Linked DNA regions of Mus musculus: regions 2, 3 and 4 are each linked to region 1. The links are chromatin loops, found by intact Hi-C in ENCODE. Cell type or tissue: heart. All regions are shown on one strand.

Region 1 (8,000 bases):
CAGACCAGCGCCATTCCCCAACACGTTTTAATTCTTCAGTCTTCAGTACAACGTGTCTGTGTCTGAAACAAATACCATGACAGGATACAAGCAGGAGCCAAACCTGAAACACATTCAGTAAGTGCCAGGTAGCTGCATATAAGAAGCATTCTGTATAGCATCTTGACTTGCTGTCATTTTCAGAAGGCTGGCACAAGCAACTCTGTGAGAGTAGGTCTCACCACGAAGCTGAAGCTGGTCTCAAACTTAGAGTTCTCCTGTTTTAGCTTCTCAAGGGTCACCAACAAGCACTGCTGTGCCAACATGCTAAACTCTTAATGGGAGAACGGATGCCATCTCACAGTTTTACAGGCACACACATGTGCACACACACGCACACACACACACACACACACACACACACGACTCACACCAAACCACAAATGATGTCCAAAGGAGGCAGATTTGGGGATGAGCCCTATTCCCTAGGCGGGTTTGTTGGGAATGCCCACTTTGGAGGATATTTCATTCTGTAGCTAATTTATTAGACTAAGAAATCTAAAGGAATGCAGTAGTAGTATGTGGTGCTCCTATAGGCACAGTGGTCGATTGCAATGAGTCTTACTCTTTAGCCACTTAATCAATTTTTTTCTTAGTTAAAATCCATAAGCGCACAGAAGGCAGCGGAAGATCCTAGGTACCCTGCTCCCTCACTCCCTGCCTTATTTCCTTGAGAAGCATCTCTTGCTGAACCCAAAGCTCTATAGGCATGTGTGGCCATACCTAGCCTTGGTTTTATTTATTTATTTTTTTAAATAGATGAGATCTAGGGATTCAAACTCAGGTTCCTATGGGCATTGATCAATCCCACCCACTGAGCCGTCTCCCCAGTCCACTAAACTATTCTTGGAACAGTTCTATGTGTACAGAAACACAGGACAGTGTACAAAGTAACCTGTTCTCCCACCAAAGATGTTCTCTGTTATTAGCAGATTGCGCTATTGTGTCAGCATTTTCTCCACCTGATGACCCAGGCTGCTGTGTGGTCAGTCACATCCCACTGCATGGGTGTGTGCCGTCTCATCCATTCTCTGGGGCTTAAGGAGCAAATGGTGTTATGTACCATGTTGTCTGTATCATATGGGAGAGTATTCCTGCCCTAAAAGTCACCATGATGACTTACAAAGAAAGACAACAGGATGCTTGAGTCTGCTTGCTTTTAACAAGATGTTAATATCTATTGTCAATTGGCTGAAAACACTCGAAACATAGTTACTTTGTGAGCCTCCATCCCTAGCATCCTCCTCATGCCTCCTAACATCAATTTCTCATCTGAAATTGGATACTTAGTGATGCTCTAATCTGAAATTGGATACTTAGTGATGCTCTATTCCAAACCAGACAATGAGAGAGCAGTAAAGGAAGGGAAAGATCTTTATTGCAGAGTGGAGATTATAAAAAGGAAAAAGACACCATTCTCCATGCCTTTCTTCATTTCAGCTTCTGCTTCTCTTTCTTTCATGAAATCTATTCAAGAGAGAAGGAAGGGCAGGTTAGATCACCATAGTATGCATCTGCACCCTGAGAAGGAAGGGCAGGTTAGACCACCACAGTGTGCATTAGCATCCCTGTGCTGGAGGCTCAGCCTGGGATGCTTGGGCACTGCTCAGAAAGTGATCTAAATGCTACAGGAGATTTGAACAGCTCCACATTGAGCAGCCTGCTTTGGACCAAAGACAGGATGAGAAACACCACAGGTAGATGAGGTAGCCTGATCAGGGGACAGAGACACAGCCACAGAATAGGAACTCATGTCTCAAAACAGGGAAGACCAGAGAAACTCCTTGCAGGGGCTCTAGCCAGGCATCAGTCTGTGAATGAGAGACAGAGGGGCCAATCAAAGCAGTGGCTGGCCAGAGGCTGTGACAGTCTGAGGAGATAGGGCTAGAGACCAAATTTCCACAAATCTATCCGCTCAGCCACCCATCAGTTAATCTGTGCAGTAAGCAAGAGTGTGTGGAACATTTAAGGAGGGTTGTAAAGATTAAAAAAAAAAAAAAAAGACACGATATTGACTTCCCCAAATATTTAAAGTCATAAGCCAGTGGAGAAGATGAATGTCGCCCTACTACGCACTGTAAATGAGATTCTAGATGCCTGACTACAGAGACAAGGGGGAATCAGCCCCTGAAAAGGGCAGTGCAGAGTGAGGTGCACTCAGGTGAACTGGACCGGACCTGGGGATGAACGTGAGACCCAGGATCTAGTGGGGATTGCACACTGTGTGAGACATCCATGTGAGGCAGAGGCAGAGGAAGGCAGGATGTCAATAAGGGGTGCAGACAGAGACCACACTGGGGTGGGGGGCTGCCCATATGCCATAGTCCTCAGGACCTCAGACTTCATTCTTCAGGTTAATAGGGTTCCCTGGAACTTGTATTAAGGGGACTTAGTGACTGAGTCTTTGAGGGCAACAAGAACTGCCAGGAAGAGTTGGGACACATTCAGCTAGAAAGGAAGAGGAGCCAAGAACATGGAGAGGGGCAAGGAAGGAAGGAAGCCTGAACTGATGTCTGTGGCATGCTAGTCACAGCCATGAGGGAGACAGGTGGGTCTCTAAGGAAGAACTTTGGTTTAAGCTTGGAGTGGAGTAGTCAGTGGAAGTGGGTGGCATGCTGTTGCATACTAAGTTCAACCTGGAGGGATGGATCGGATCGACCCCAGGCAAGCACATCAAAGCATAACCACTGCAAATCCTGGGAAGTCACTGTATGTGGTAGAGCATTGGTAAGAGATGCAGAGCAGGCAGGAATGAGAGCCAGGGGAAAGTGGAGAATGGGGTGTGGTCAGGTTTTGCCTCTGGGGCCCCCGTGCAGGTCCCCCACTCTTTTTGTGGAGTCTCGCTCCTTCTGTAGGTAAGCATGTTCTGGAGATCATAACAAGAAATTCTCACCAGTGAGTCTGAAACATGAACAATGAAATCACTCCCCAAAGGCCAACGTGCCTCAGGTGTTAGGGAACAGTGCCCCCACCTGGTTGGTGGTGGTAAGTACATGGCTCACACAGAGCTGTGGCTGGCTACTTGGCAAGAGTACATATAGTGCCACTCAGCACATGGCAAATGTATCTCAAGCATTGAAGTTTCGTATACAGATGTATCACAAGAAGAAAACAGACGCGTGGGAAGCAGGCATAAGAAGATAAATTCAAATCCCAACACTACCTCTATGAGCAGGGCCTCTCTGACCTCCTTGCTTCCCTTCTCTAAGAAACAAATGATTTAATACAATACAATACAATATGATACGGCATGGTATGGTATGATATGAAATGATATGATATGATATGATATGATATGATATGATATGGTATGGCAGGGATATGATATGGTATGGCAGGGATATGATATGATATGATATGTATGGTATGATATGATATGGTATGATATAATATGGTATGGTATGGTATGATATCATATGGCAGGTATATGATATGATATGGCAGGTATATGATATGATATGATACGATACAGTGTGATATAGTATGGTAGGGTATGCTATAATATGCTATGGTATGATATGGTATGATATGATATGATATGATATGGTATGGTAATGTGTGATACAATACAATAGGATATGATATGATGTGATGTGATTGACACAAGACAGTGGGTGCAAAGGCAATAAGCATATTTGTGAGTCATGCTCTCTCTAGGTGCAGAGAGGACATTTGATCAACAGTGGCTGAAGGAATCAACAGTGGCTGTGGAAAAATCGGGGCACTCATCTTTTTGTCATTGACTTATGGGCCAAAACCACCATCAGACCCGCCTCTGACACTGCTCTTAGGCACAAGCTAACAATCCCAATGCCAGCCACAGAGAAGCATAAAGGAAAACACCCCAGCTCAGATTCTTTCGGCCAGTCCATAATTGCCAAGACAGAACTGTCCTAACTACAAAGATAAAGAAGCAGACCCTTTGCAACACGGGAATTGGACCTTGGTTTTCCAAACTATGTATTTTAGAATCCCACCAACAACATCACGACTCTTTTACTAAGTACTAGATTTTACTCTCTACTCTAGTATTAAATCATTTCTGGCAACCTTAGAGAAGACTGGAATGGTATTTACTAGATTATAGACACACTTGCTCAGTTTCTAGTTTAATCCAGGGACTAAGGCAGGCTCATGATAAAACAGAGAAAATGGGATTCACATTTTTAGAATAGCAAGCTCACTAAGACCAACCATCCACCCATCCTACCCTGATTATTTAATGAAATCAATAGGGATATTTTTATAAGTAACCTTATATAGACATTCGGGATATCTTCACTAGTCATTGAACTAAAACAATAAGGATAACCAGTAAGACATCTGCAAAGAATCCATGGCTCAATGGGAAGAAAAAGAAACAAATAAAAAACCAAACCCACCAAACAAAAACATCCCAAATAGCCTTGCAGGTGCTGAGCCTCGATCTCAGGGTTGGATTTCTGTCAGAGTCAGTGGTGCAGGTTTAGAAAGAGATCAGCAGAGCCTGGAGCACACTGGGGCTGCCTCCTCAGTAGAACAAGAGTATGGCCGTTACTAGTTTCATTTTATGACCCTAGGCAACACTGTGGGCTGTTTCAAAACCTGCCCTGCTAAAGGTCACATGAGGCCAGAGATGTAACTGGGACACTAGTGACAATCGGTGGACAGGCCGAGGCTGCTGCACTTGGTCTCCAGGCTGTGCTGCATCTGAAGACATGTGTTCTGGGTGATTCATTTCTCCACAGATGTTAGATGATCCCACTCTGTTGCAACACATACATCCATGCACAGTCGGTGGAATCATATCATTAATAAGCAAAGCACGCTCATCTACTGAAAATTCTGTTCTCAAACCCCTCCCCTCTCCAGATGCTTGACAGGGCACAGGGCAGGTCTTTGCATGTATGTAAAGAGTACAATGAGTTTCTTTCTTCAAAATGACGAGTTTCTTGATCTCAGCAAGAAGTTGGTTTTTATTTTTAGATTAAAAAGAAAATCTGCCACTTGCGTCTTTCATCCACAGTGGATTTTTTTTTCTCTCTCCATTTTAGTAAAATGTCAGCTGACTTCTTTCAAATCATAAGTTGTTAAAATTAATTATGCCACGCTTAGCTGCCTTTCTGGAAAACGTCTCTCAAAAAAACCCAAAGTGAAAGATCCCAGCTCAAAAGAAACACAGTGAGCAGAGATGTGCCCTGTGTCATGGACTGAAAGCAGGGCCCCTGGATGAAGGTGACAGGAATCTCCCTGGATCCGCTCTCAACAAGCCTATGAGTGTGATTGCATGTGTGTATGCGCACCACGAGTGTGTCTGGTGCCCTCAGAGACCAGAAGACGGTACTGGATCCCCTGGAACTGGAGTTACAGACGGCTGTAAATTACCATTCAAGTGCTGGAAACTGAACCTGGGCATCACTGGGAGCTCAGGGGTGGGGTGGGTATGGGAAGGACAAAGCTAGAGGTGTGCACAGAGTTGAAGCAGTAAGGCTGCTGTGAGCTATGCTGGGGCGCTCAGATCGTGTCTGAAAGCAGGCGGTGCTGTTTACACTCTAACACGTGCGGAGAGCTGTAGACAGGGCTCAGTGGTTAAAAGTGCTTGCTGCTCTTGCAGAAGACCAAAGTTCAGTTCCCATCACATGAGGGCCCCAGGCATGCACAGGTTGCCCACATTTACACACCGGCAAACACTCATACACATAAAATCAATCAATGTTTTCTTTAAAGATGTAAAGTACACGGATGCCGAGGCTTCGGTAGTAATGTGTGTGTGCTGTAAACGTCGGTGCCCGGAATCCACACCTGTAACTGCATTTTAAATATAATTTAAAATTGTTAAGATTTATTCATTCTATTTATGAATGTCTGCACGTGTGTGTGTGTGTGTGTGTGTGTGTGTGTGTGTGTGTGTGTGTGTGTGTGTACCAAGTGTGCTTGGTGCCCATGGAGGTCAGAAGAGGGTGCTAGATCCCCTGGAACTGAAATTACACATGGCTGTGAGTTCTGTGGAACCATGTGGGTTCTGAGAATCAAACCCAGATCTTCTGGGAGAGCACAAGTCCTCTTAACTGCTGAGCCGTCACTCCAGCTCCTGCAATTGTATCTTAAGTTTCCTTTTAAGTGTCTCCCTCGTGGAGTCCCTTTGGAGTTTTCAGAATACTTATTCTGCTTTCTCTCATCCTGGCACCGGAGAGTGTGTAGAGTGGTGAGACTCCACCGTACTGGGTGACGGCTTAGTAGATCAGGGCTCAGTCTACCATTCCCCCAAAGCACTGGGGGAGAGTGTACAATACATTACTCTGATTTGCTCAGTGTCTGGAGTTTGCACAGCTCTGATTTAGCCCACAAGGACAGCAGACTGGGCAGGCAGTGTGGGATAAGGTCCCAAGGCCAGAATGCATTCAGTCCATTAGTATCGAGGGAAGGAAATGGCAGGCTGATATTAGATAAATCTGTCAATACAACAAACGACCCCGCACTCCACAGATGCCAGGAGACAAGGAAGGACAGAGGAGGTTCACTGATGCTCCCATGATCCATAAGTTGAGAAAACGAAGTTGGTAGCAACGGCATCAACCAAGAAAGGAAGCCAGCAGAATTTCCAGATCTCACAGTCCAGCCACAGCCAATGACCCTAGCAGACAGTTGACATAAGGACCCAGATCATGGGAGTGTGTGGCCCATTTGAAGATAGGCTACACATCAATGACAGTGATGATCAAGGAAGAGGAAGCGATGACAGAGTAATCGATAGAGGGAAGAAAGAACTGGGCTGAGAGAGTATAAGTGGCCACCAGTGTTGAGATGACAAGGAAAAGTCAAAAAGGATTTCATAAAAATATTACGGAGCCTCCTGGGAAAGATGGAGGGAGGGCAACACTGGGGTAGAGAGGCTGGGAAGACCAGGAGATATTCTCTTTGTGGCTTGGAAAAGTGGAGAAACTTGGTCATATCAGTAACAGCAGATGCCATGAGGGGAAGATGGGAGCTCACAAGATGGATGCACAGCAAGATGGATGGAGGAGGTAGGAGGTAATAGAAGATGGAGTGGGTACTAAAGGGTCTGGAAAGGATACCATGGCACTTGTTCTAAGTCTCTTCTGCTTCTAAATAGTCATACATGTCCCTTACCTCCAGGATGTCACTCAAAGCCAGAATTTACTCTTGCTCTGCGATGGAGGTTCAGGAACCTTCTATGGGCGGGAGGCTGTCCCCTCCTCATGATTTCTAAGGATGGAAGGGAGAAGCAGACTCTGTCAGGCATAAATGGATGAGACCAAGGCAAACACAACCTGAGCCCTCGCTGCCCACAGAACACCCAAGGCACCATCTCCTGCCTTCCTCAACAAGCCTCCAGCCCTCTCACGTCACAGTGGCACCCAGAGCTGACTTCTCACTCCACAGCCCATGTCACACTCTCAGCTGCAAGCCCTCGAGGGCAGGAACTGTCACATTTCTCTTTAAGGCATCTGTGGAAACTGCCCCATGCTTGTCACACACGTTTGTGAAATTAAATGAAATCATCATGTTCAGAGGCATCTCTGAGACAGCTGTACATCTGCATTAATGATGCTCCAAGTCCCCCAGTGTGGTTAAGTGGTGGCTTAGAGATGCCTTCTGACACACACAAGAGGGCTAATCACATGAATTTACATCTGTACTGTATTCTCTCTGTCTCTCTCTCCTTTTAACTATGTTCTGTCTCTTTCATTTTCTGTGTGTATTTTTTCCGTGTCTGTCTCTTTCTGTCTCTCCACATGCATATGTGTGTGTGTGCATGTGTGTGTATTTCCTTCTAACTATGTCTCTGTCTCTTTCTGTCTCTGGGTCTCTTTGTCTCTGTCTCTTTCTGCCTCTGAGTCTCTGTCTCTCTCTTCTGGTCTCTCACCACTAGGGAAATCTGACATGTTTTAAAGACACTCACACATCCCTGTCAAGATACCCATATCGTAAAAAAACTAATTTTCAGTACAAAGCCCATG
Region 2 (8,000 bases), 770 kb before region 1:
GTCCAAGTCAAAGGTTACTTACTCCAGAAGGCTCCAAGAAACTTCTGGAACAAGATGGCCCTCCAGTCACATGAAAGACCCTGGGTCCTGGGCCTGAGTCTCCCAGAACCGCCCACCTGCAGTTAAACTGTCAATATCATTGCTCTTGAGTTATGGAGTCATTATTAAGTAAAATAAGGGGTTACTAAAACAGCACTGTGCTACTATGACAACTGGTCTGGTACCCAAGACAACTAACTATTGGGTGATTAAAAGGTAGCCAGTGGTTGAAGCCACATCCTGTAAGAGATGAATTAGAGATGAGATCTCGTCACACAATTGAGAGGAACATACGACTGAAAACTTATGAAGTGTTTATTTCTAGAGTTTTCCATCGAATACTTTTGAACCTCAGCCAATCATGGCTTCACTGGAACCTCAGAAAGAGAAACTTCAGGAGCGTGGGAGGGTGTTGTACTGTGTCACCATATTTCACAAGTAAGGACGCGAAGTGTAAAGACTTGGATACATTGTCTGGGTAAAATTAGAAGTCAGAGGCAGCGCTATCCTACTAACAACCCAGCCATACCCTGAACTCTGGTAGGGAACGACCAGGAAATGGACAATAGCCACAAGAAGCCAGCAAGGACAAAGGCATTAGTTTCTGGGAGTAAAGGCTGGATTTGGAACTGACAGCCCAAGCTCCGTTAGCTCTTCCTAAAAGAAACCTCAGCCTGAGCTGCCCAGGGGACAGCTGGGCCATCTGCACTACAGGAGCCACCCAGCCAACCCTTCAGTTTGTGGCCCCTCCTCTTATCGGGTCTTTCCCAGAAGCATCATAGGAATTCTTTCCTCTCCATGGTCCCGCAGGTTGGGCTGGACCTTGCCGCGGAGGGATGGCCTGGCCACGTGACCACCCAGGAGTTAGTTTAATGTGTTTTAGGTGAGGCCGTGTCGAGTGTGCACTTCAGACTCCCCTTGTTCACCGCCCCCACAGCACGTGAGAACAAACATCACGAACATGGTGTGGAAAACTTATCCCTTTTCATATCGTAGTCCCACAGGTCAGTGCCAACCCCCGGAAGCCAGGGGCCAGCAGCTATGTGGTTGCCAAGCAGGAAGCCTTTTCTCAAATGTGTTTCTTATTGGCTGCCCACGTTTTTGTTTTTGTTTTTGTTTCTCCTTTTCCGGTGGTCCCGCCATCAGCAGAGGATGAGTCTCGTCCTTCACACCCTCCTACATTTTTACAGGTGTTATTATCTTAGGACTGCAGCTAGAGAGGTTCTATGCATTCAGGTTAGGCTTACCTGTGTAGTCCAGGCTCACCCTCCCTATTTTAAATTCTGTCAACTCAACCCTGCTCGCAAAACTCCTTTTGTCATGAAACATCACATATCCTTGGGTCTTGGGCACCATGGTGAGGACATTGGTGGGAGGTATTCTGCCTGCAGGGGGTTCAGGGGAAGAGTTGATGGAGCCTGGTGATAATTTAATGAATCTGTTATTTCTAAATGGATCAAGACCTGTAAAATATCTCCCCCATTATCTTCTAAATAGATTCCAGCTGTACGAGGAGACGGGTGGTGGGATGTGCTTTGCAGGGGTGGGGTTGGGGTGTAGAGTTGGACTGTAACTTTTCTGTCTTCTCTTTTGGATCATTGACTTACTTCTCAGGCAAGTTTCATTTGCTTAAAGCACTGTTTTATGAATGTCAACTTCTCCATGGAGACCCCTCCCCCTTTCCTCATCGTCAGCAGCTGCCCCTCCTCCAGCCGCCCACTCTCTCGCTGCTATTTGGAGTTGAAAGCTGTTCACTTTCATAAAACTCGACTTCTTGAGGTGTGTGTGGGTGCTGCTTGATTCCTGCATTGGAGACTGATTTTATTTAGAAATCACTTAAAGGATTCGTTAAAAAATGCAAATTCCTAGGCAGCTTAGGACCTCTGGAAATCTTGAAATGTCGCTTAGATAGCTGGGTGTGGTGGCACATACCTCTAGTCTCAACTTTTTTTTTAAGATTTTTTTATTTGTTATATGTAAGTACACTGTATCTATCTTTAGACACTCCAGAAGAGGGAGTCAGATCTCCTTATGGATGGTTGCGAGCCACCATGTGGTTGCTGGGATTTGAACTCAGGACCTTTGGAAGAGCAGTCGGGTGCTCTTTTTGGCTGAGCCATCTCACCAGCCCCTAGTCTCAACTTTTGAGAGGTGAGGCCCATGGATTCCTCATTAATGGGGTCAAGGCCAGTTTGAGAGCTTATCTCAAACAAACAAACAAACAAACAAAGTAGCAACGGATGTAAGGAAAAGAAAGAAGCAAAGAAACATAGAAAGAAACAAATATTTCTTAGAAGACGATCTAGTTCCTTATTCCCAAGAAGCTGTGGGGCCCAAATCCAGATCTAAGCATCTTGGTGGACCAGAGGCCTCCGATGAGAGGCTGGATTTAAAACACTGCCACCTTATGGCGGAGGGAGGAACTGCACTTGTGGTCTCTGAGTCCGGTGAGTGCCTAGTGGCTATGCTCATGTTTCATGAGTACAATGTGTGCTACTTGGGGTGTTGGGGATCCCATGATTTGTATCCTTTAAAAAGCAGGAAAAGCTGGGAAGAACGTCAAAGGTCTAGTAGATGGGTGGTTCATGGAGGAGCAATGACCCTAGGCAAGCAAGCAGTCATTAACACAGGCAGAGAGGGGACGGGAGAGGCGAGTACTTGGATTCCCACAGTTCAAGCACATCAGCGAGGGACCCAGACTGACACCAGTGCAGAGTCTTCCTTGTCTGATTGGCTGGCAGGTGATCCACCCTTCTGGCTTCCACCAGTGCCCTGGGGCCCCATCACTTTCTGACTGGGAGACTGTTCATAAGCTACTTCCTCAGGCGAATGCTTGCTGTACATTTCTTTGCCGACTTCACCCAGCTCCAGCCTTGAACAGAAGCCCTGATCCCCATAGACCCTGCCTCGGTGGGACTGGTTGACTCTCTTATCTTAGCTGCTGAGAGTCAGGTCCCAAGTAGGAGTGTCTGGGACTTCCTTCCTTTCTTGCTACTTAAAATGTCTTGATTAGATTTTCCAGCCTTATCAGCTGTGAAAGGCAGAGAGACGTCTAGCTGCAGGCAAACCCTGCCGCAGACACCTCCTGCTCAACTCTGCTCTGGAGAGTTCCTGGAAGAAGTGTGTAGCCTCTCAGAGAGGATCTGGTGTTTTAGAGTCTTCTAGGAGAGGAAAATTCAGGTGGCAATATCTTTGAGGGCAGAACAGATTTCTTGATTTAACCTTGCTTTGAAGGCCAACCAAGGTTCCCCGGCTTGAAGGCAGATCTTTCTCCCAGGCTCACCTGCAGTTCATACAGAACTTTCTCGAGGCCCAGCCATGTGGTCACCTGTTGACACTATGGAGCCGTGGATTCAAGGTCACCTAGATACGGTATCTCACAGAACATCTGACCTGGAAAGGTGCTCTCTGTCTTGTCTCTCTTGTCCCTTTAGAGGAGGGGACTCCACACCATTTGGCTGCTGTCACAGGGTGTTCTAGAACACCCTAGAGTCTGCTGACATGACATCCATTTTCTTTTAAGGTTTATTCATTTTATGAGGATGTGTGTGTGTGTGTGTGTGTGTTTGCCCACCTGTATGTTTGCACAGCTTTCCTGCTTAGTACCCAAAGAGGCCAGTAGAGGGAGTCAGGTCCCATGGACCTGGAGTTTTCCGGCAGTTTTGAGCTGCCATGTGGGTGATGGAATTAAACCTAGGTTGTCTGAAAGAAGAGTCAATGTTCTTAACTACTGAGCCCTCTCTCCAGTCCTGTATTCATATTTGAGTGCATTAAGTGGACTATGTGCATGCAGTGCCTGCAAAGGTCAGAAGAGGGCGCCAGATCCCTCTGAGCTGGGGTTAGAAATGTTTGTGACTCACAGTGGAAATCCGCTGGGGTCCTCTCCAAGAGCGCGAAGTAAGTGTTCTTAATCTTTCCAACCCTGCAATCTGCTTTCCACAGCGGGTCACTGCGGTTCTCTTAGTGCAATCTTGACGTCATTTCGGATAGAAATTTTGACAGAGAAATCTGTAAGGGCACTGGCCTTTAGTGGTTCTTCAAGTCTCAGCAATTTCTCACTGAGATAAGATGCAGACCCCTCTTTGAAGCTGACTTTGCTGAGCACTCTTACCCTCCTTCTGGAATGGCATGCTTGGAATGTGATTTCAGCTTATCAGCCTCCTCCCCAGCGGCCAAGGCAGTAGCTAGTCTCCAAGGCGTCCAGAAACCTTCACCTTCTAAGCCTCTATAAAACTGAACTTGCCCATAGCCGCCCCCACCTCTCTTCTAGTCTCAACCTGTTGGCTCTGGATCCCTCCTCCCCTGAGTGACCTCTGGTCTCTTTCAGTGCTGAATGCCCTGGGGGAGGGGAGGGGGAGGGGGAGGGGGAGGGGAGGGGGAGGGGGAGGGTAAGAATCAAAGCCATTCTAGAAACTTCTGTCTTGTACTTTGATGATTTGGAAATTCCATGGTGAAAAAAATATGGACTTCCGCTTTTAATTAATAAAAAAAAAAAAAAAAAAACACCCCTGGGCCAAACTATGGGATTAAGTCAATAATAAGTTCCAAATCCAGGAAGCAGATGTTCCGAGGCCGGTTTATTTATTCAACATGGTGTGACGCTGAGACCTAGCTGCATAAATGCTCTTACAAGACGGGAAATCCTTCCCAAGGAATTTTGTACACAAGAAGCCCCCTTTCCTGTCCCCTTATCTCCAAGGCTCTGCTTTGATGCTTTACCTCATGGCTGACTTGGTTCCCTCTGCAATTCTCGGGTCTCAGTCACCTGACCTTGAGCCAAAGACCCCTTGAGCAAATCTCCCGGACTGTAGGGAGGATAATGAATTACTCCAAATACATTTGCCTCCGCTGCTGCGTTGTCGTTAAGGAGAAATGGTACTTTAGTCTAAGAAAATGACTGTGCACTGAGATACCATTCCACCGTGAACTAGCCCTGGGTAAATTATTTTATCAGCATAATACATAATGATTTTAGAAAGCTTAAGGGATTGGAAGAGAGTCATGGGGCCCCATTCACAGAGCATGCATTTTGGCTTTTGGAGATCTGGATTTACAAAATGAAACGGATTCTCCGGCTGCCTTGGGGGCCAACGCTTTAGTTAATTTAATTTTCTGGATACATAAAGCTAATCCAGAGGTTTGTCTCAGCTCCTTAAACAATCTTAGTTCAATGTGACGGCTGGAAATGTGGCTTCCCTTTCTGAGAAACCATGTGTGGGTAGCCCTGACATGTGAACTGTGTTAGGCTGGATAGAATGGATTGAAGGTTTTATGTGATAGGGCATCTTCCTCGGTGGCCCATAACAGACTCCTTAAACTGCCTTTTACACTAAGGTTGGTGCTGGCTTCTTGTACAAAATAGGCTTGTCCTCTGGCTGTGGTAGGTATGTCACCTGCCCCACAGAGCCTGAGAACTGGGGACTTTCTCTTAGATGTTGTGGAGTACACACAAGATGTCAATTTCTCCCAAGAGCTGAAATTATTGATGTGTTTATAAAAAATATAAAGAGAAGGGAATATGTTCTATGGAAGTGTGATGCAGTATGGAGGGGAAGGGAGTGTCTCTACAGGCCCATACCAAGGCATCCCTCCCCGCTGGGGGACCAGCCACACAAAGGTATAGTATAAAATAGAGTTTATTCAGGGCATGCAGAGGGGAGTTAAGAGGGTAGTAGAGGCAGAGAAAGGCAAAGAGAGAGAGCAGTAGAGGAGAAGAGGCCGGCCATGAGCACGTGGGGTGTGGAGGTGTTGGGGGGGGGAGGGGAGGGAAGCAAAGAAACAAGAGACAACAAGAATGAGAGGAAGAATGGGGCAATCAGCCCCTTTTTTGTGGGTCAGGTCTACCTGGCTAGCCAGGTAACTGTGAGGTGGAGTTTAGACAGAATGCTGTCAATCATGACACTTGAACTTGGGATCTGGGATTGGTCAAGATGGAACTAAGTGGCAGGTCTCATATGGAGGCTTATTAAAAGACAGCGGTACAGATGCTGCCTGGAGGGGGAGGGGAGGGGTGGAGCATAGGGCATGTGCAGGAGGACATGTGACAGGGTCAACAGTGGAAATGTGTCGCCTCTGGGCAGCTAGTGATGACGCGTCTTATTGTTCCAAGTCCCTCAGGGGCTGCCTAGGAAGGTGCCTGATTGCTAACATTGTCGCAGGGTCCTTTTTGGGCTGGCCAAGGAGGTGCCTGATTACTAACAGGCCACTTCTAATGTCAGTTTATATTCTTATTTTTATTTTTCATTATTTACATAAGTATTAGAGATTGAACCTACAGCACAGAGAGTTTGAGGCAAGTGCTTTATTGATAAATTATATTCCTACCTCTCTGTCCTATTTAACTTTCCTGTTGCTGTGCCCAAAAACAACGTAAGGAGGAAAAGATTTATTTCCGCTTACAGCTTGTAGTTCATCATTCAGGGAAGTCAGGGCAGGAAATCAAAACATAAACCTGGATGTAGAAGCTAGTGCAAAGGTCATAGAAGAATGCTACTTACTGGCTTGCTCAGCCTACTTATATAACCTAGGATCACCTGCTCAGGACTGGCACCACCCACAATGAGCTGGGCCCTCCCAATTCAGTTGTCAATCAAAAAAACCCCGCCAAAACAAACAAACAAACAAACAAACAAAACACATCACAGGCTTGCCAACAGGCCAGTGTGCTGGAGGCATTTTCTTAGTGGCTCTTCCTTCTTCTAAAATGACTCTAACGTGTGTCAAGTTGACATAAAACCGGTCATCCCATCCTCTTCTCCCCTTTTTAAATCTGAAGACCAGGTCTCCAGCAGCTGTCCAGGCTGGCCTTGAACTTGTCCTGTAACCCAGGCTGGTTTTGAACTTGCGGTCCTCCTATCCCAGTTTCTCAAATTGCTGGGGTGATAGACCTGTACCGCCAGGCTGGCTGACAGCCACATTCTGTATTCCAGACAGATAGCAGACCCTCCAGGAGAAGCCTGTCTCAAGGAAGAAAAAAATCAAAATGGAAGTGCCCTGGTTCAGACAATTAAGCAGGTGTCAGGAGGCCATCAGACACACCCACCCAGAAGATAGCTCACCACAGAAGCACCTCTGACACCCCCCCATCTTAACTCCACCTCCCACTTGCTCCCACCCACCAAGTGAGCCAGAGATTAAGTCACCTCCCAAGCCATTCTTAACAGCTTAACTTCAAACCCCTGACTAATGGATGATGTCATCGCCAACCCCCTTGAGATTCAAAGCTAAACCCAGAGACTCCTTTTCGAGGCCGCTGAAGCCTGTGTTTTCCTAGACAGCAGACATAATTAGTCCCAAATAAATGCCATGCTCTTTGTTTTCGACTGGGTTGGTTTTGTTTTGCCCCTTTCTGAATCTGCTTTGGGTGTCTAAGAAGACACATTTGCCTAGACCTCTATCCTAAAGCTTCTCTCCCTCCTTCCTTCATCTGAGAGATCCCTGTCTTATGTTCAAGCCTTCTGCTTGATTGGTTGCATGTGATGTGAGGTACTGGCTGAATTTTATTTGTTTGTTTGTTTGTTTGTTTGTTTTTGGTCTATAGATGCTTAACAGTTTCTCTGTGCTGACTTTCGATAATCAACCCCGCCCTCCTTATGATTTATTTCATTTTTGTATTTTGCTTCCTCGGGAGCCTCAGGCTAGCCCGAGGGTTTGACTGAACAGAGCGACAGCATTTTTTTGAGCATCACGGAACTCAATACAGCATCGCCACTGTGCCTCCTGCCCAGCTTCACTTGCAGAGCTGAGAGGATAAAGTGAAAACAGGTTTGAGAAATCAATTTACAGTCACAAGTTCTCAGAGCAGAAATGGGTGACATCTGGGTACTCGCTTGCGCAAGCTACCTTCCCTCACAAAAATACTGACCTGGTTAGTCAAGCAACCCTTAGCACATAAATCACTGTCTTAGTTAGAGTTGTGTGCTCTAACTAGTAGTTGTGCTATTGCTGTGAAGAGACACCAT
Region 3 (8,000 bases), 320 kb before region 1:
TCATGAGACAGGCAGGTGGCTGGCTCATACCAAGATCATTAGGTCTTTGGGGACGTGGCTCAATTGGTAAAGTGCTCGCTGCAGAAATATGAGGACCAGAGTCCTTGGCACCCAGTGAAAGCTGGATGTGAGGGCACAGGCCTGGAACCCCAGGGCGGGGAGTGGGAGACAGCAGCATCCAGAGGCCTTGTAGCCTGCTGGTCCGGAAAACTGCAGAACTCCTTGCTAGCAACTGAGGAGGACACCCAGCTTCACCCCCTCTGGCTTCTCACATCGCACTCTGGGGGTCATAGACCTGCCCCATCTTTTCAAGTTACTCGCACATGTCTTTCACCTCTCCCTCTTATTGGAAAGAAGAGACATTGCATTCTTTGTTTATTTTTGTTTGTTTGTTTTTTGAGTCAGGGTTTCTCTGTGTAGCCCTGGCTGTCCTGGACCTCATTCTGTAGACCAGGCTGGCCTCGAACTCAGAAATCCTCCAGTCTCTGCCTCCCAAGTGTTGGGATCAAAGGCGTGTGCCGCCACTGCCCAGCTGAGACATTGCATTCTTAACTCAATTTGCTTTTCCATGTAACAAAGCAGTGCTTATCTCTAGCTCAACGGTCAAAAATAAAGGTAAGGAATTAACAGTAGCGTTTAACTCCAGCATGCCCATGGGAGAACTATGCCCTGTGATTTCACACCCTGATCTTGGTTAAACAAAGGGAAACCGGGGGAAATCAATAGAACGTCACTTTTTGTTTAATTGTGTGGAATTCTTTCACAGAAAGTTGACTGACGCCTTTGCATTTCGGGACAGTGCAGGATTTACGGCCATCCTCTGTGTTTCTCTGGTAGCTCCGCAGACTTCCCTTCTACTTTATGGGGTCTCTGGTGGTCTCAGATAGGGGACCTCTTTCTTTTCAGTCTTCCTTCTGTACTGTCAAGGCTGGCCTTCAGTGGGAAACAGAGGACACACATCAGGAACAACTAGAATATCAGAACAGTGACTTCAAAAGAAGGGTATTGTTTTTGTAGAGAGGCCATACAACACTGAGAATCAAAGGGCATCCTGTCGGAGGCCCACTCCTTCCTGGACCCTGGAAAGGGCACATCCTTTGGGAGCCGGGGTACTCATTTCCTTATTATTATTATTTTTATTTTTAATTTTAAGGACCATTATTTTAGTTGGGAGATCTGTTGTGCTGCTCAGAGGACTATGAATCCCGAACTCAGGCCATCCTCCTGTCTCAGCCTTCAAGCTCTGAGGCTATAGGCATGTAGAACTGTGGTCCGTTTCCTTTGGCTCTTAGGCTCACAAGTCGTTTCCTCTCCTGGGCTCACTGGCTTCCTCTGTAAAACCGTGGCACCCACAGGAGCCTTGTGAGAAAGTTGGTTATGCATAGGTACAGTCTGTCGGGCATGCAGGGTGGTGCCAGTGCACGGGGAGTGTGCTCACACTGACTGTGGTCTACACTGCATTGCTTGAGCACTGTGCATTTGAAATTCCCGCTTGCAATCCCTACAGGAGGCTCATGGCTTGTAAGCCAGGGCACTCTTCACCCTTAGTTACACTTATGTTGTGGGCTACGTGCTCCCTCTAGTGGCAGAACTGAGCAGCACCACAATCAAAACAGTTCCGCCTACTGGAGCCCCAGAGACATGGTTCACAGACTGCCACTTAGACATTCTAGAGAAGATGACAACACCTTAGAGAATGTCACGGTGAAGGAATTTGTTAGAACGGAGTCTCACGGGAGAAGATTTGAGGGTTTTACACTCCTGCATATATCTTAGACCTTAAAACTTCATTCGTTTTTTCCTTCCCTTTTTATTCTAATGACCCTTATCTTTGCAAGGGTATTATTCTCATCTTCCAACATGGATTTCTTACACTCTCCTGTGAGCTAGTTAAGCCTCATAGTCCTGTTAAAATACACGTCATTTATCTGATTCGTTCAGATATGTGGAAGTTGAGGACTGAATTAGAATTCACGGATTCATTAACTGTCTTCTAACCCCAAAGATATGGGAAGAATCTCTTTGCAAAGATTACAGGATTTAACATTAATGGGATTCAAATCTGTGGTTAAACTGAAATGAGAATCTTGCTTCGGGAGTGGATCGGGCAAGGGTGCTTCTATTTGAAGCTTCTAAAAATGTGATGGTAGCCCAGTCAGTGCCAAGAACTGTCAATTTAGGTTAAATGCTCCCTGTCACTGTGTGGGTGATGTGCGAGGAGATACAATATTAAGTTGATGTATTTAAAATGTTTCTCTTCTACATGGAGTGGGGGTGGGGAATGCATTCCTTTGAGCCACCATGAGACTATTCCCACATCTGCCAGTACAAACAACTGGGGATAAACAAACGAACCAACAAACACCCCCCCCCCCCCGCAAAATTGGGAAAGGGCTGGAGAGATGACCCAGTGGATTAGAGTGCTTACTGTTGTGTTTTGTTTTAATCTCACGTACCTAACCTGGCCATTGCTCCTGTTTCCTGAACCTCTCTTTCTCCCTTTCACTGATTGGCTAGTCCAGAAAGTGACGTGGAGCTCCCACCAATGGGATGAGATATCCCACCTTTGTCAGGGATAAAAGACTGAAGCCATCTTGGCCAAGGACTCTCGCTAGCCTGGTTTGGGTCATAGTGTGCTCCCCCTACCTGCTTTTTTAAACAAACAAGAAACGAGTTCACGGATTTGTTCCTGTGTTCCTGTGTCCCTGTGCTCCCTTGTGTGACACCGAGATTGTTTTTTGTTTGTTTCTAATGCTATGTGAGCATGTTTGAGCTCAGGATCGACACAAAAAGCTGGACGCGGTGTTGGCAAGACTCTGTAACCCCGAATTCTTACGGAGATGGGAGGCAGACAGGAGAGTTTGTAGGAAGCCCCTGAACCAACTAGCTGGAGTACACAGTGGTGTGCAGTGGCACAAACAGGAGAGGCCCTGCCTCAGACACAAGGTGGAAGGAGGGAATGGACCCCTAAAAGTGGGGTCAGTCCAACAACACAGATAGATTTACTGGAAAACTGTTGTGAGCTGAGGCAATGGCTCAGCCTAAGTAGATTGATTGTTGTGGAAGAAGGAAGGCCTGAATTTGGTACCCATGTTTGAAAAGCCAGGCATTTCAGCATACACTTGTAACCCCAGCCTTGGATAAAGCAGAGACAGATAAGGCTTACTGGCTGGCCAGCCTAACCTTATAGGCAGGTTCCAGGCCAGGGGGAGACCATTTCTACAAAGAAACAAAGTAGATAGTGTGGGAGGAACAACACTCAAATGTTCTACTCTATCCTCCCTCCGTGACTCATGCATTTGCTAACACAGGCATGCTCACCTGCACACAAACACATACCTGGGCCAGTGAGATGGCTGCGCTGGTAAAGGCAATGGCGGGCAAGCTTGATGATAAGGGTTCAAGCCCCACACCCATAGGGCAGAAGGAGAGAGCCAGCTCCTACAAGTTACCCTCAGATCTCCACACATGTGTCACGGCACATGCACAAGCATACATAACTGTAAGTAAAAACAACATTATTCCAAACTACCTGAGATCTGCACCTGAGCTTCATTAAAGACACCTGGTGGCAAATTAGGAGCCAGGAGCCAGGAAAGTCCTTAAATATTGTGACTTAAAATGTATTTTATTGGGGGTGGGGCAGGGTGGAGCGGGGCCGGGGGGTGGGATACATTTAATCTGGTGAACTCACAGGCCCCAAAGGCTACTTACTACTATTGTCCTGCCAAATGGACATAGTATCAAACTGCCCTTTAGCGGCACACCTCTGTGCCCTCAGATTCGTGCAGATCTCAATCCTCATCAGAGGCTCCTCTGTGCACCGGACAGTGGCCAATGCAGAAACTTACAGCCAGTAGGTCCACGAGAATGGGAATCAGTCGAGTGCTGAGCCACAGATGAGGCAGCTAGGTCATACCCCTTACCCTCGAGGCTCACAAAGCTTCTATAAAGATGGGGCAGAGATTTTGTAAGAGTCAGAAATAGATGACAACCAAAGCAAAACAGTATTTTCTGGACATGGCACGGCCGCTCACAAACTCACCGCGGTGATGACTACCCGTGGTGGTTTTCTGGCCCAGTGATGGGGGAGCAGGGGCAATTGTTCTGCCCCTGTGCAGCCAGATCTGTTGGGGTGAGAAGCTGGCAGTCTGATTCCGTGTTCTGATCGTGCTTGCACCTCAGTTTGTTCTCTCTGAGTGTGCTCACGTGTGTCTCTGGGTGGTGACGTTGGAAGCCAGATACCCTTTAATCCCAAATCAGTGAATACCGTGGATCTCAGCTTTTCATTAGGAAAATGTTAAATGTGTCTATATCCATGGGACCCAAAGAACAGAGCCAAGACATGACCTACTGACAACAGGCCCATGAGCTTCAGAGCCTGGCTTACTTGTTGTTCTTCTCCTCACCACCAGGGGGCAGGTCTCCCAACCAGATGAAAATCTGTGTCTCTGTGTGGATTTGAGCTTCCGGCTTCCTCACAAGGAATCATTGAGGTGCTGACGTTTATTCTGACGTTTCATTTCAAACCAAAACGCATACCTAGAAACTGAAATCTTACAGAACAACCAGGCATTATAGAGGCTGTCATCCCATGTATTCATTCCCTTAGCCGTGCAGTATGTGTGTGTGCGTGATGGCCAGATCCTGGCACTGCGTCCACATCAATGCATGTAGATGTTGCTTTGGTTTATAGGAGCCCTTCTATGAGGGCGTGATAAGTCAGGGATGGGGGCTGGTTGACTGTAGACAGTACTAGCTGCAGTTTAGCCAAAGGACTTAGCAAAACAGCACTTTAGAAAGTGGATTATCATCTTCCAGACTTCAAGAAAAGCAGACAGCATGTCACACAAAGTCCTGTACCTGGTCCAGCAGACCCTGCTCATTCAGATGGCCTCATCTGCTCTCCACTAGCCTGCAGCGACTCACCCTCATCTGCTCCTTGCTGTTACCTGAAGCCTTTAGCATTTCCTCATCTGTCTTCTGGACTTTGCTTGTGGAACTGTCACATGAAGCTACTCAGACCCTATCTGAACCTTCCCTCTTACTCTCATAGACCTATCTGGCCACCACCTCCTTAGTACTGAATGCCAGTCTTGAAGGCATCGTTTTCTTCGTGTCTCCTGGCTTCTTCTGTGGTGCCCTCCAAGGGCAGAAATTCACTAGCATGGAGTGCCTGCCCACAGTGATAGTGTCTCTTGGTTGTCAGCTTGGGGCCTGTCTGTGGGGGGAATAGATTACTAACTGGTGTGCTGGGGTTGGAGGATCCCGCCTACTGTGAGCAGTGCTGCCTGAGGCACATAGACCGAAGCTGTATAAGAAAAGCAAGCAAGTCAGAGAGAGCAAGTCAGCAAACAGACCACCTCCATGGTCTCTGCTCCAGTTCGTGCCCCCGGAGCCCTGCCATGGCTTCCCACTGATGGACTGCAATAGTAAGCCAAATAAGCCCTTTCCTCCCCCAAGTCACTTCTGATCGGCAGTGAGGAAGATACTTAGGACCTTCAGCAGCTCCCTAACACTAGAGCATTCTGGGACTCACAGTAGGCACTCAATAAATACCCACTGCGTAAAGTCATGGTCTACGTCTAAGGACTGCTAAACAAGTAAAGGCAAATAAGGCTGGAATGATCTAGAAAGTACAAAGCTGTGTGTGGTCTTCTCTTGAGAATAGGTAGGCAGGCAGTGAGGTGAGGGGCAGACGCTTGGTCATCAAGGGCCCTGGTGACTCAGGCAGAAGCGCCCAGGCATACGCACAGAGCACATTTCATGCAGAAGATAACACTCATGTCCAAGGCTGCCTATGTTTCTGTCCTGTTGGCTCGGTGTTCTTCCCATTCCACCATTTTCTCCTTTTTGTGATATGTTAAGAGAAGCGTGGTTCACACATGGTCTCTCTACTGCATTCAACCGAGGACATCTACCCTGTGGTATTGAAACTTCCTTTCCTTCCCTCCTTCCTCCTCTTTCCCCTCCTCCTCTCCCTCTCTTCTTCCTCCCCTAGCCCTCCTTCTATAAAGTCATCATACTGGGAGCATCTCCTCACAGACAGGATACAGGATATACACACTGTCAAATAGAATAAAAACACCTTACGGGGGCGGGGGGGGGGGCTTGACTTGCCGATTATCCTTCTCTGACGGTTCACATTGATTGTTTGATGGGACTTGAGTTCTTGGAAACAAACCTCTGGGCACACCTGTGAGGGGATGTCAAGATCAGGTTAGTAGAGGTAGAAAGGCCCACCTTGAATGGGGGCAGCCCCATATCATGTTCTGGGGTCCTGGTCTGGATGAAAAGGGGAAATTGGGCTGAGAGCCAGCATCCATCTTTGTTTCATGACCGTGGAGACAACATGACCAGCCCCATGTTCCTGATTCCATGCCTTTGACTGCACCCTCAAAATGGGAGCCAAATTTTCATCATAATAAAGAAAAAGGTTATTGTCCAACCTCTCTTCATTCATTCATTCATTCATTCATTCTCAGGTTATATTTGGCTTCTCAGTTATGTTTCTGGGACACTCAAGACAGATACTGGATTCATATGACTAGTTGTATTATTAATAATGATCATCATTGGGTGGCTGAGGGTTTGCCCGTTAAGGTCTATCCCTAATGGATGTACTCAGTCACACAGTGCTCTTCAGGCTCAGGTCTATCCCTCCAACAATGGGAAATTTCACACAAGTTCATGTGTGGAAGTCCTGGAGTGTTTTCAAATCTATGGTTTTTGCTGTACACATGTGACAACTTGAATAGTCCATATAAAGAGCTGGTTATCCCTGAGGCAGGTAAAAATACCAATGCATGGAGTTTGACAGACTCATGGATGGGTTGGGGGGGGGGGATAGACAGGAGGCGGGACCTGAACATGAAGAGCGTTCCTAGTGATGGGCTTTCAGGCATGTGCCGCCACACCAGGTTTATGCAATGCTGGGTTGTGTGGCAGAGGAGAGAGTATTTGTTAGGCACTCAGCACAATTAGAGGGGCCTGAGAGATCAACATCGATTAGGGATAGACTTTAATGAACAAAGCTGGGAAGAACCCTCAGGCACCCAAATGATGTTCATTATTAATAATATCATAACAAGTCATATGAATCCAGTATTGGTCTTGAGTCAGGACATTCCTGAATGTCCTGGAAGCACACCTGAGAAGCCACACCTTCCCTTTAGAGGGCACTGGAGAAAACTGGCCTTAACTGGACCTCCACCACTGGAGCTGGGATCCTCCCTTGGCTCTGCAGCTCTCTCTGGGAGGTTGAGCCAAGAACCAACTGGGAACAGAGAACCCGGCACGGTCATTTTGGCAGGAGTACGGGTTACTCTGAAGAGTAGCTCAGCTTTGCTGGTAATTGCCCTGATTAACCTTTCTTTGGGCTATTTTTAACTTCTCAATTAGTTCGTTTTCATGATTTTGTATATTCATGGAATACAGTGTAACATTTAGATCTTATGTATACATTGCATGAAAAATTAAGCCAGCTAGCAAATCTAGCACTTCAGCTTCTATTCATTGAGAATCTTTAAAACCTGCTGTTAATAATTTTGAAATACATTTTTTTTTGAGACAGAGTCTTCAGTGTCCCAGGTTGACCTCTAACTTGCTGTGCTGCCGAGGCTGGTCTTGAACCTCTGATCTTCCCTCCTCCACCTTCCTAGTGATGGGCTTTCAGGCATGTGCCGCCACACAAGGTTTATGCAATGCTGGGTTGTGTGGCAGGGGAGAGAGTATTTGTTAGGCACTCAGCACAATTAGAGGGGCCTGAGAGATCAACATCTCAGCCTGGTAGAAAGCTTCATGCCAGTATAAACAGAGCAGATGGAAAGCCATAATGCAGATGCCATTTAGAACGTGGTGTTAGGGTGTTGGCTTAAAGAGGAGCAGCTGTAGTCTGTTTCCTACTTATCTGTGTGGGAGTCGCCTCCCCAAGAAAGTGTAAGCAATTAAACTGGTATTGCTGAACTTGCAGTTAGCTCTAGAGCAGCACTTCCCAACAC
Region 4 (8,000 bases), 780 kb before region 1:
GTGACAAAGTGAAGAATGCAGCGGACACAGAGTTTCTGAAGCCGGGCTCCTGTGACTGATGAGGGGTGGCACTGACCACAGCCACAGTCGTGGACAGTCAGGCTCAGGCATGAGAGAGACAAAAACAAAGGGACTCCCTCCTTACAACACAAAGGACTCAGGCTCTTGAGACATAGGTCTGAGAGCAGGTGGTGACCTGAGACCTGGACTTACTGCATCCTGCCTCACTCGCCTTCCCGAATCTTCCAGTGAACTGGGCTACAAGCACGATTGCTCCATGGACAAATACTGTCTTGGAAGAAAAAGAGGTAAAAGTGAAGAAAATGACTCCTGTGGGCTCTAGGGGAAGAGAAAGAGACTGTGACAGCCCCTGGTGTTTTATTCCAGACTTCCTGGGGAGCACAAATGTGCTTTGAACAATTCATGACTTTAATATAGAAAGCAGTTACTAAGTCTTATTTTTATGCCTAGGAAAACAGTTTTATTACAAATAACCAATCAGCAACCAAATACACGAACTTTGCATCTTAGGAAGTAGATGTGAATTAGCAGACCACACCCCCTCAACCCTGACTAGTCAAGAATCCAGGAAGCAGTTAGAGTTGGAGCTTTTACAGAACAGCACTGACAATATCACACACACACACACACACACACACACACACACACGTACATACACTATACATTCAGACACTTATACATGTAAACACTTATACATGCTCACAGAGACACTCTCACTCACTAATACACTCAGATAACTCAGATACACACACACACACACACACATCACACATCACACCACACTATACACTTGTCCTGTTAGTTACTTCACACTCATTTGTTGCTATACACCAACATGATTGTTACTCATTTCCACATGAACACATATTGAAGGAGTTTTTCATGTACTAGAGTAGCTAGAGGCATGAGGGGAACAGGTAAAAAAAAAGGGATGGGAGGTAGCAACAACGTGACTGACGGCCATCCAAAGGGGAAGTGCCCTGGGTATCCAGTGTCACAGAGAGATTGCCAATAAGCTGATGAAAGCTGTTTAACAAAAGGCTAATGACACACAGTTTATGTGAATTGCACCTGCTTCCACAAACCCCCACAAACATCTTTTCTAAGGAGGCGTCAAATCTTGCAGGGAGTTCCATCTTGGATAGAAGGGTCACATGATGGAGATGGGAAGTAAGAGGATGCATCAGTAACAGCCAAAAGGGAGCCCATGGGAGTCTTAGCTACAGTGTCTCCCCAGTCCAGGAAGATGGCTACTTTGTAACTCAACACCTGGAGTCCAGCGCTGAAGGGTGCCAGCATTATTTCTAGTGTATGAATCTATAATTTTAAGGAAGAGTAGGTCTCTACTTTCCAAACAAAACATCTTATGTTTTGACTTTCCACTTGGCCTCAGCATTTCTGATTCTGGCACCTTTACAGCTTCTCCGGCAGTCACTTAAACACGGAGCCCCGGCCTTTTTCACAAACCATTGCTGGCCATTTTGTGATGCCAGTGTTCGTATTTTGCAGTGTTTGACTTATGGAGGTCAGAGGGAACATTTAAGTTCCTCGATGGTCAGTGTTTTGTGGTTCAGACTGGCTATGGATTCTGGCTTGCCTGAATTGAGCTCATAGCATGAGCTCTGCTTTTCGAACTGACATTTTCGGCTTTACTGGGAATGCAAACACAGAGTTTGAAAGCAAAGGAGCAGCAGGCTGTAAGACGTGACTGTAATTTTACCACTAATGACTTTGTAATTGACATCTGGCAAGTACTTGTTCATGTGAGTGGTCACACTATGCGCTTAGAGTCTAGTGGTTACTACAAGAAGAACACCACACAGGGTCAGTCCTCGAGGGTCCTCAGGGTCAGCCCTCCAGGAGCCCCGTGCTCCCTCCCCTAAACGCCACCTCCTCTTCAGCAAACTGCACCTGTGGTGTCCAAGCACCAGAGGTGTGTTTGGCTCACTTTAATCATCACCCCCTGTGACTGGCTTTCCCCGTTATTCAGTTGGTGGATTCCTCTGTGTTGTATTTAGTAAGATACTCACTTGTTTCCATGTTACAGTTCATCCCATGTGCGATACAATTTAGATATACATCATTCTACTCTTATAGGACATTAGTCTTGTTTCGTGGTTTGGGGATGTATGCCTGATGATGCTATGAACAATCCTGCCTCTGTAGTGTAGTTTACCCATGTGTGAAGCAAAGATATGAGACATGTTCAGTGTTGACAGATGCTCAAGTGTTTACACAAATCTCCTTACACCTACCTTCTTGGCGTGTGCAAATTTGTTTCTCCACAGCCTTGTCAAATTCGTGGAATTAGTCTTTCATTTTAGCTAATTTAAAATAAGTCTAAGAACCTAGCTAGGGCTGGTGAGATGACTCTGTGGTAGGTTAAGGCATTTGCATGATGACCCAAATTCTATGCCCAGGGCTTCCATGGTGGAAAGATGAGAAGGGGCTCCTGCAGGTTGTATGCTGATCTCTACGTACATGCTCACATGCATGCTCTCTAACGCATGCATAAATAAATAAACAAATACATAAATCTTCTTTTTTTCATTTAAAGGCTTAGCAAGAAAGTAGCCCCCACATCTTGTTCCTCTAATTTGCATTTCCTTAATGACTAATCAAGTTAAAAGATTTTTAGGAAACTTTTGGAAGATTCTTCATCACATCTGTTTTTTGTTTGTTTGTTTGTTTGTTTGCTTGCTTCCTTGCTTCAAATACTGACCTTTGTTCGACCACATGCTTTACAAATATACATATTGTGGATGTCAAAATTTTTCTTATCTTAAAGTTATATTTTGAGGCGGAGGAATAATGTCAGTGACCAGTTTGCATTGAGTCCCTTAACCGAATTTGTTGTCTTGAATGCTACCTTTTCGCTGTTTGGGAAACCGGTCTTCACACCAAAGTCATGAAGATTCCTTCCCGTCTTTAGTGTTCTTTGTCTCCACACACTTTTCAGCTTTAATGTGTGGGAAATTCCTTTACTTCTAGTGTCTATAGGACCATGAGATGTTGGAAGAGGTGACCCAGTAGGAGCAAAGGGCCTAAATGCAGACATTAGAATCAGAGCCAGCCCCTGCTCCCACTGTTAGGAGTCCCACAGGAGACCAGGTGGCACAGCTGTGACATGTGCAGAGGGCCTAGGTCAGTCCTGTGGAGGCTCCCTGGTTGGTGGTTCAGTCTCTATGAGTCCCTGGGAGCCTAGGTTATTTGGTTCTATGGGTTTTCATGTGGTGGCCTTGACTCCTCCCCGTCTTCTGCAGGATTCCCAAGCTCTGCCTAATGTTTGGCTATGGATCTTAATGAAGACATTTAAGCATGAGGTAGCTGAATCTGTAGGTTTTAGCCGTGGCTTGAATGACATCAAGTAGAAGTGTTTTAACCCATGCTGGTCAGCTCAGGTGACCTGAAACATCTAAAACTGAGTCCTAGAGGCAAAGATGCAACCTGAGACGATACTAGGAAGTGAAACACTGTTTAAAACCATCCCTTATTGTTTGAATGAGGGTAATAAGGAATTTAAGTTGCAAGACCATAGCAAAGCAAAGTCACAAGAGAAAGAGGAGAGGAGGAGAGGAGAAGAGGAGGGGAGGGGAGGGACAGGGAAGGAGGGAGGGAGGGAGGGAGGGAGGGAGGGAGAGAGAGAGAGAGAGAGAGAGAGAGAGAGAGAGAGAGAGAGAGAGAGAGAGATCTTTCAGACACAGAACCAATAGGAAAGAAGGTGTATGTTCTGGGATTTAAAAATAAAAGCCTGCAAAAAGAGAGGTTTGATTTTTTCTTTTATTGTTGTTGCATATATTTACTGGTTGTGTGTGTAGCTGCCTGTGTGTGCACATGTGGAGGTCAAAATGGGTCATCAGGCTTGGCAATGAGAGTCTTTTCCTGCTGAGCCCTCTCCAGCCAGTTTGATTTCCCTTCCTAGCTTCTCCTGCCTGTTGCTGGGGCCTCAGGAGAAGGATTACAATCAGCACAGCCTGTTTATTTCCACCAGGGGGAAGTATAGTGTTATGAATACCGAGGTCTCATTTAACCAGCAAATAGACCAAGGTGGGCCCCAATTGCCTAGCTTCTTTGCTAGGGAATGCAGGGAGGGAGGGACTCAAAGACTCTGAATCTCTTGAGCTGCTTTCATTCATTCCTGAAGCTTTAAAGAACAGAAGATGCTGCAGAGGGTACAGGCAACCTTCTGAAAATGACCTCACCCTGTAATTTTGGAAAAGTAAGATGCACACAGGTGTCAGCCCTCCTCTTCCTGCCTCTTCCTGGGATGTGCGGCCCTTTTGGCTGGAATCGGCAAGGCTTCCTGACTAGGTGGAAGGTATGAGTCAGTAGTCACAGTCACTGTGGATTTTAGGACTTTGGTGAAGCGATTTAGTGTTTATTAAGGGTCTTTCTCTGTGAGGGAAGGACATAGCAGCACATGAGTCATGCCTACTGCCCAGAAAGCTTAAAGATAAGCTGCGGAGCCAAGGGATGTCAAAAGATAAAAAGAATGCTGTAGGAGAAAACAAAGGGTGTGTACGTGTGTGTGCAGGTGCACATAAGTGAGTGAGTGTGTGTGTATGTGTGTGTGTGTGTGTAAACGTGTACTGGGGGTGGGCATGTTGGTGACAAAGGAAGACAGGGTCTGGATGGAGGGGGTGGAAGCAGAGGTCAGGTGAGCAGCAACTTATGGGAGAAGGGCAGCTGAACAGAAAGGAGACAAGTCCCAGGATGGACCACAGACTGAGAAGCACTTCCTTCCAGGAGCAGAGGAAGAGTCTGAATGACGGAGGAGCCAGGCCAAGGATGGAGAGAGAGGTCAGATGTGCATGGCCAGCCACAGTGGCAGGAGCCAGGGATCACTGGTGAGAGAACTAGGCTCAACCGGTTCTTTCTCAAGCTTAGGTCTATGACCAGGTAGGAGGAAGTCCTCATATACAGCAGCAGAGCCCTTGAACTGCTGTGGTGGTGTTCCACTGCAATTGCAGCACATAGCAGGCAGAAGCCAGGGGTAGGGTGGTGTGTGTGTGTGTGTGTGTGTGTGTGTGTGTGTGTGTGTTTTTGTGTGTGTGTGTGTGTCTGTGTGTGTGTGTGTGTGTGTGTGTGTGTGTGTGTGTGTGTGTGTGTGTGTGAAGAAATCCAGGCTAGCTTGAGTTATACCAGAAAGGAGACCAGAGAGACTTATCTCAGAAAACAATAAAGATGAAACACCCCAAAAGTCCAGAGCCTCCCCAACAGACTCCTCACTGGGCTGGAGAGATGACTCAGCAGTTAAGAGCAGCATTGGTTGCTATTCCAGGAGATCTGGGTTCAATTCCCAGCACCCACACAGCAGCTCACAACGGTCTGTAACTCAAGTTCTAGTGGATCCAACATCCTTACACAGACATATGTGCAGGCCAAACACAAACACACATAAAAAGAAAAAAAAATAGGGAGTCATCATTGATGATAACACAGCTAAGTTCTTCTGCCACAGGAGACCCAAATCCATGCTGATGATCTCACCACACAGTTACAGGAAGAGACTCAAGATAGCTCTAGTGTGAGTCACAATATGCCTCTCAAAAAGGCATGGATTTCACCAAAGACAGCCATCATTTTTAAAATCCTGTTTCTTCTTGTCTCTTTGCTCATTGCCCCCAAACCTTCTCGCACACCCACCAGGCAACTTTTTCTGTGATGTCCCTGTAGGACAGCTTGGCCTTTCTCACTCCTTGGTTTGGGTCTCTTAACCACTGCCAGGTGTTCCAAACCCAAATAAATCTTGGCTCTTCGCTATGACGATTCAGCCAGGTGCCCCGCAGCCAGTACTATTTTACTCCCTGGGTTTTAGATGTAAGGCTTTGTGATGGTTATTTTTCGTTAAAATCCTATGAGACAAACATCCCAGTGTGTCTGTGGGGGTGTCTGACTGTAGGCAGCACCATCCTCTAGGCTGGGGCCCTAGACTGAGTGATAAGTAGAAGGTCAGCATTCATCTGTGTGCTTCCTGTACGTGCCGTGTGATCAGCTGCTTCCCACTGCAGCCGCCATCTTTAAGGACTGAGCCCCTCCAACTGTGAGCCAGAATAAACCCTTCCTCCTTAAAGTTACATCGCACAATGAAAGAAGTGACCAAAACGGGCTTCACCAACCTCCAGGGTGCTTCTGTTTGTTTATTTATGTATTTGTGTATTCATTCATTCAGTCATTTTTTCAGAATCATCCTTAATATTCTTCAGGGCTCTCTCCTTACACAGCACAAGTGTTTAACATTGCATCGTGTCTCTTTGACCTTTAATAGCCCAGTATTGTCACCTGCATTTTTCATTGGGACACATCACTGCCACCACTGCAGCATGTAACCCATAGGCAGCAAGTTAGACACATCTGGTCGGTAAATATCCCAGTCAATTTCTTGGTAGAGTGATTGCTCATAGAAGTTCGGGTACAGATGAACAGCCATGTGCTTCAAGTAACTCTTTGTCGAGACAGGTAGTAATTTCTGCTGACAGTGAGATGGTCCCCACCATATGACAGTAGCCTGGAAAATCACTTGGAATTCACTCTGCCTGCGACCTCTGAATAACAGGCTACATTTCTTGGCGATGTTTTGCTCCTGTCCAGGAGGCTCCACATCACATGATTCAAGCACGTAGGAGGACGCTGCATGGTTCTCCTTTGCAGCATGAGGAGGTGGGGGTCGTGGAGAAGGCCCCAAAACAGACGATATCACATCCCTTGAATGGCCCCAAACACGCTGGCTGTTTGGCCCTCAGGGCTCTGCCTGGTCATGAAGAGGAGAGAACTAAGACAAGGGCCCATAGGGGAGCACTAGAGACACACAGAACATTCCATGGTCCAGAAGGGTGCTGACACCCATCAGCTGCATGCTGGAAAGAGAGGTCTTGGCTCCACTCTGAGACTCTTCCTTGCCAGTTATTAGCTTCTTGTAGAAATGTGTACACTTAACCAACCTGATTCTTACCATCCTATCAGTAGTCAATACCTCAGAGTCATGAGGCCCATGCTACTCCAAGCCCACTTAACAGGGAGGTAGCTGCTTCCAGCTGCGGTGCATTGCAGCCTCCACAGGAGGGAAGGCATTTTGAGAGACCTCAGAGAGGAAGAGGGAACAGAGAGACGGAAAGAAAGGTGTCTTCCACAAGGAACAGAACCAGGAGGGTCTGGAACGACTAAATGGCCAGGTAAAGATCAGGGAATGGAGTCTAGAGAGGCCCGAGGGAGAGAGGGAGGAACTAAGGGAAGGGAAGGACAGAATGCGGAGGGCATCAAAGAAGAGCCTTGGAAAAGCCCAGAAGGACTTTGCGGACGCTGGAGAAAACCCTGCAGTCCCAGGGGAGGCTCAGCCAGGGGACTAGTGTACTGTTTATAGTAAGCAGGTTCTATTAGAAAGCAAACGGGTATGAAGAGCCAAAATGTGAATAAAATACCGATTAACAAGTCAGATATTCCCATCTACTAGTTTGATTAGCTTTTGCTTGACTACCAATGATCAGTTTTCAAACATTGTCAAGATTTTTAAACAAACAAACAAACCACTGAGAACTAACTCACCATTTATATTAAGCAGGTTTTAATCCCAAGAAAATGCCAAATAACAAAAAAATAAAAGGAAACCCTTTTCTTCCATCTATCAGTTTGACTCACAGGTAGTTTACAAATACCAATGAGCATCTTCCCAACATAGTTGAGGTTCAAAAAATACACGTACATGTATGTACATGTATGTACACAATGCACACACACATATGATAGTGCATATTGACTGATTCAGCCAATTCTAGTTTGGAAAAAAAAAACACTGAAAAAGAAAATTGCATTTGTACTGAACCTGGACAGATTTCATTTTTTTCCCTGTTTCTCTCTAAACAATATAATTCACCATCTATTTCTACAATGCTTGCATTGTATTGTATATTGAAAGTAACCTATAAATGGTTTAATATATGCAAGGGTACGCTTGAAGGTTACATGCAAATACTACAGCATTT

Evidence for each region. Peaks named below come from ENCODE experiments on the same cell type or tissue, not always from the same donor. Only the 100,000 strongest peaks of a DNase experiment are listed, where the experiment ranks them.
Region 2: a loop joins it to region 1, with 2.9 times the contacts of the local background. A loop is called at or near these places in 11 of 42 quality-filtered maps.
Region 3: a loop joins it to region 1, with 9 times the contacts of the local background. A loop is called at or near these places in 19 of 42 quality-filtered maps.
Region 4: a loop joins it to region 1, with 4 times the contacts of the local background. A loop is called at or near these places in 11 of 42 quality-filtered maps.

The regions. Positions count from the first base shown.
Region 1 is chr1:88,419,828-88,427,827 of GRCm38, reverse strand. It overlaps Spp2 (secreted phosphoprotein 2), which reads right to left. Exons shown (of 8, transcript NM_029269.3): 7 at 7,150-7,245; 8 at 1,390-1,506. The coding sequence ends at 7,160. Among named protein-coding and RNA genes, the nearest start is that of Spp2, 17 kb to the right of the region's middle. In heart, no CTCF peak of the experiment used is centred here; a DNase peak (open chromatin) is centred at 3,007; H3K27me3 peaks cover 764 bases.
Region 2 is chr1:89,187,502-89,195,501 of GRCm38, reverse strand. No RefSeq gene overlaps it. Among named protein-coding and RNA genes, the nearest start is that of Gm34331, 88 kb to the right of the region's middle. In heart, CTCF peaks have their summits at 2,452 (motif pointing left), 3,612 (motif pointing right) and 3,832 (motif pointing right); DNase peaks (open chromatin) are centred at 3,851, 4,291, 4,691 and 6,091; H3K4me3 peaks cover 733 bases; H3K27ac peaks cover 4,836 bases.
Region 3 is chr1:88,738,999-88,746,998 of GRCm38, reverse strand. No RefSeq gene overlaps it. Among named protein-coding and RNA genes, the nearest start is that of Platr5, 12 kb to the left of the region's middle. In heart, CTCF peaks have their summits at 1,589 (motif pointing left) and 4,401 (motif pointing right); a DNase peak (open chromatin) is centred at 1,548.
Region 4 is chr1:89,203,513-89,211,512 of GRCm38, reverse strand. No RefSeq gene overlaps it. Among named protein-coding and RNA genes, the nearest start is that of Gm34331, 100 kb to the right of the region's middle. In heart, a CTCF peak has its summit at 4,007 (motif pointing right); no DNase peak of the experiment used is centred here.